2 separate regions of the Homo sapiens genome follow, and region 2 is linked to region 1. Evidence: chromatin loops called from intact Hi-C (ENCODE). Cell type or tissue: endothelial cell of umbilical vein. All regions are shown on one strand.

Region 1 (2,500 bases):
GAATGACCAGCTCAGGCACTAATTCAGATAAAGTTTGAGAGGGGTCAGTAATAGCCCTAGCATAAATTCTACTGTGGTATACAATACTTTTTTTACCATCCCAAAATAAAATTCCTTATATATCTTACGTATATACTACGCTTAAAAATGTGGCTGGGCTCAGTGGCTCATGCCTGCAATCCCAGCACTTCAGGAGGCTGAGGCGGGTGGATTACCTGAGATCAACAGTTTGAGACCAGCCTGGCCAACGTGATGAAACCCCATCTCTACTAAAATATACAAAAATTAGCCGGGTGTGGTGGCGGGTGCCTGTAAGCCCAGCTACTTAGGAGGCTGAAGCAGGAGAATTGCTTGGATCCGGGAGGCGGTGGTTGCAGTGAGCTGAGATCGCACCATTGCACTCCAGCCTGGGCGACAAGAGTGAAACTCTGTCTCAAAAAAAGAAATAAAAGTATATACTGTTTACATATGAAAGAGAAACTAAGTGATAAATTATAACAAAATAATGTGTATTTCAATTTTAAATGCTCAGACATAACTACAGTAGAAGACCTAAAATATAAAAAAAAGACTAAAAAAAAATTCAGGTGTTTTTGCTCTACGTGGAAACATGGCACAACATTTGCCAATTGCAAATGCTGTCTGAGACAGGTGTGTTATATTAGACTCAAATCCAGTGAGTCCTGTTGCTATCCTGGACTTGGATGGTAAACAGTTCTTGGTATGATTTTGAACCAAAAAATGCAAATATACCTCAACTTTTACAGTAGCTGTATTCCTATAAGATCCATTACCTATATTAAACTCATGCCAAAGAAATACTATACATAAAGCAGAGTTATTTAATGCTTTTTTTTTTTAACCTGGAAGATTATTTGTTGAGACTTTAGAATTTTGTGCAGAACTCAGGATAACATTCTGCTTTTCAGTACAAACCTGGCATTTGGAGGATGTCTAATATCCTTGGCCCCTGTCCAGTGATCATTCTGACCCCCAGTCCATTGTGACAACAAAAGTTGCCCCCAGGAATTTCCCTGGAATAGAAATCCTCTAGGAGGCAGCACTGCCCCATTGAGACTGCTGCTCTAAACAGGCTTTGTGGTGGGGAAGTCCCCAACTTTGACACCCACATAGCCTTAGGAAAATAGCCAATTGTCTCTGTCTAGAATTTTGTTAAGTGAACGTTTACCTGCATGACTTTCGTGTTTCCTTTTTTCCAAACACAATGGTGTGGTCCTATCAGCTACCAAGAGCCCTTTATTAAATATTTAGAAATTCTGCAAGCCAATTGATATTATATTGGCAGTTTAAATAGACCATGATGGGAATATGAATACAACAGAAATTGGCAAGTGCTACAAATCAGGGCTTGATTTGCAGGGGGAGGAGCCAGCTGGTAAATATTTAATAGCACAGCTTGGCTTTCACTAGGTCCATCAACGTGAAGGACCTTTGGCCACTTCCTCTTAGTCTCAGTTTTCCATTTTCAAGTTGCCCCTTTTGTAGCAGAGTGATTTACTCCTGCACATGTCACCTTATTTTTTCAATGTCAGAAGGCACCACACACCTATGAGAACTTCATGATTGGAAAACTTACTCTTAATTGCAAGATATTAAATTGCCTGTTGCTCACTTTCTTTATAAGGCACTAACATTCTAACACAAACACACACACACACACACACACACACACACATTGGGCTCCATCATTTGCCCAAAAAAAAAAGCTTTTCTTTTTGTTTGATCTGTGAGTGGTGACGAGTAGGAATTTTAGTGAAGGTAGAACTTAAAAAAAAAAAAAAAGAGTGGAAATAAAATGGCGAGCCTGGAAGGCCTTGTCCACGTTCAGCCCTGTGGCCAGGGTTGAATCACCCCTTGGTTACGAGGGCCACATGCTGTCAACCAGACAAAGCATAAATGACCCAGATTGTGAGTTTGGTTCAGGGAGCTGAAGGAAACTCTTCTCGGGCCTTTATCCAAACCAGCACCCTGAGAATGGGAAGCCTGCATGCCTCTGTCCCCTTACCTGGAACATTGGAATATCCGTGTTTGGGTGGAGTAGACGTTACAGAAGCAGGGGAGAGAGCAAGCAGGAGAGGCAGTGGGCAAATGGCCATCTCAGGAGGACCCCGTCTGTGGGCTGTTGGTGGGTGTCTGCTAGGAAGTACTTTGGGGGCTTCCAGAAACAGTCCAAACTTACTTTAAGAAAAAACGAAGCTTGAGGGAGTCTGTGAATTCATCAGACGTTGGGGTTACCCTTCATCTTCAAACATCCCTTATTGGAACTATTTTGATATCTAGCTCTGACTTGATAAGTTACTGTGAAACTGGGGGTTCCCAAACTTTAATGTATGTAACTGTCTGTTGAGGAATTTAATTAAAATGCAGAGTCCCAAGCCCTCCTCCCGAGTTCATCATGCTCAGGGCTGGATGGATCTGAGAAGCTTCATTTTTAACAACCACTCCTCTAACGCAGACAGCTTTAAATGTAACTGGGTAA
Region 2 (2,500 bases), 1.5 Mb before region 1:
GCTGACAAGATCTGACTTAAAGAGAAGGATTCAAGATATCCAGTTGTTTTATAAATCCCAGGAGGTTTACATAACCCAGATCATAAGAAAATCTAAGCGAAGTTCTATGTTGAGGTCTGATTGGAAAAAGACATAAGCTCTGGATTTAAAAGTAAGTTGAGTATATATGGATTTTTATCTTGGGTCTAATTATTAGGTTATTACAAAAGTAATTATGTTTTTTGGCATTATTTTCAAATGGCAAAAACCGCAGTTACTTTTGCAACAGCCTAATATTTAATAGCCTTGCTTCTTTCTTGGAAACTGTTCTTGTTACTTTGAGTCTCTACCAGTCCCATCTTTTCTTGTTCACGATGTAATGTCTGTTTGGACAGATGTATCAAAGTACCTTAATCTAAGACACCAAATAGGAGAAAAACCTACACTTTTCTCCCATATAAATCCAGCATTATTCTCTTCTATTACATTTTTCACATAGACTGTAAATTAAAAAAAAAAAAAAACACACACACACACATTCTTGGTAATTGTCATGAAAATGGTATCTGCTGAAATATTTATGGAAACATCTGCGGTAGGTGAAGAGTCCCACAGCAGAGGAGCTATTTGTGCTTGTCTTAGTGACACGGGCTGGTTCTTCAGGTGACTCAGAACGTGTGTTCAAATTTGGTATTTGACAATTATCTCGGACACATGCAGAGAACCTCTCTTCCTCAAAAGCAGTTTAGAGAAGCTTAAACTTGGAAAAGTTGTACTTTCTCTGGTTAAACATAAGACTGGTAATAAAGGCAGCAATCTTTGTTCTAAGGTGAGGGAACTTGAGGCTTTGGAGCAGTAGCTTTGGAATTCCTAAAAGTTTAACAGCATTGAAGCTACTTGAAAATGGTGCATCGGGAGCCCATCCAGACTTGTAACTAATAACAGTCCTGGCAGGACACCACGCACCTCCTGCTTAGCGTCAGCTGTGACTAATACCCACAGCCACCTAGGGGAACAATGGCATTTTATTTGCTACATCACATGGCGAAAGAGCAACATTAGCCCACATCTCGTCTGTGACTCGGAGATCCAGTCTCCAAGCACTGACTGGTAGGGAAAGGCATTTCGTGTGGACAGTAAAATTCCCTCCACCACCAGTGGGAGCTCTTTACTTAACTGTTGTTCAGAGCAAGTCCGTAGGAGAATGAAATTCCAGTTCCACAGCCCTCACTGAAGCAAAGGGGTCGGCCTCTGTGGAACTCACAGAAGTTTGTGTGTTTGTGTATGTGAGTGCAGGTGTGTGCCTGTGTATTATGTTTGTTTTATGTCATTTTAGATGTGTTAAAAAAATAACAGAACAGAAATGGAGAAAGGAATGCTATTGTCAAAAAAGGAAAGAGGGGAAAGAAGTTACATTACGAAGCTAGCTTAGTAACCCCCAAACTTCCCACACAATTGTTCAAACTTAGTCCTTGCAGGTCAGTGCCCTATAGGGCTTCAAAGCTTTTCTGCTGTTTGAGGCCTCTCCCCCAGCACCTGCCTCTCACACACACCCCTGTTGTGGTCTTTTTCCCCCAAACTCATATATTTTGTTCTGTTCTAGTCCAAGTAGTTTAAAAAAAGCTTCCCTATTGAAACCACACACAAATACCGGAATCCAAGTATTTTTGAAGAGCTTTCTTTTGTTGTTATTTTTTTGTTCCTTTTTACTTAAGAGAACAAGAAATTAGAGGATTGCCAAAAATAGAAATGGAGAAAAACGAAGATGAATGTAACAATGAATACGTGAGATATTTTAAATGTCTAAACTGGTACAATTCAAATTATAAATGACATTATGGTCTGTGTTGCATTTGGCAGGAGTTGTTGCATGGAGATTGTATGGCAGGAGCCCATTTTCCTTCCCTGAAGCCAAGCTGGGTGTGTGGAGGGTGTCAATCGAATTAGGAGAGATTGTGTTGCTTTTGGTGGGGGTGTAGGTGGGGCAATTTGTGAGTCCTCAAGCCTGCCTTCTATGCCTCACTCACTAACTAGAAAGGTTATTCAGTGCAAGAACCATGATTAACAAGCAGCTGTCAGCTGAGTGTGATGGCTCACGCCTGTAATCCCAGCGTTTTGGGAGACTGACAAAGGAGGATGACTTGAGGCCAGGAGTTCTAGGCTGCAGTGAGCTATGATGGCGTCACTGCACTCCAGCCTGGGCAACAGAGCTAGACCCTGTCTCAAATGAACACATAAACTAACAAGCAACTGTCAAAAAGCATCCTCAAAAGTGGGAGTGCACAAGGCCACTGGCCAATAAGGCTAATAAAATGAGCCCAGTCTTCCCCCCGAACACAGTGGATTTCCATCTATGCGATAACGTCGTCGGAGCATTGTCCCTGCATGAACTTGACCTTGTCTTCTGATTCTACTTCTCAGATTCAGCAAGAGAAAAGAAGGGCCTGTAAAGGAAAGAGAAAGAGAGAGGCTGTCAAAGGTGCGTAGCTGCCATCTTGCTTCAGTGAGTGAGGCCGTGGCA

What was found. Hi-C counts contacts between places; a loop is a spot of excess contacts. Peaks named below come from ENCODE experiments on the same cell type or tissue, not always from the same donor. Only the 100,000 strongest peaks of a DNase experiment are listed, where the experiment ranks them.
Region 2: a loop joins it to region 1, with 4 times the contacts of the local background. A loop is called at or near these places in 2 of 110 quality-filtered maps.

Annotation. Positions count from the first base shown.
Region 1 is chr13:106,082,758-106,085,257 of GRCh38, forward strand. No RefSeq gene overlaps it. Among named protein-coding and RNA genes, the nearest start is that of LINC00460, 290 kb to the right of the region's middle. In endothelial cell of umbilical vein, a CTCF peak has its summit at 1,044 (motif pointing right); a DNase peak (open chromatin) is centred at 1,064.
Region 2 is chr13:104,570,699-104,573,198 of GRCh38, forward strand. No RefSeq gene overlaps it. Among named protein-coding and RNA genes, the nearest start is that of DAOA, 890 kb to the right of the region's middle. In endothelial cell of umbilical vein, a CTCF peak has its summit at 1,146; a DNase peak (open chromatin) is centred at 1,113; H3K27ac peaks cover 217 bases.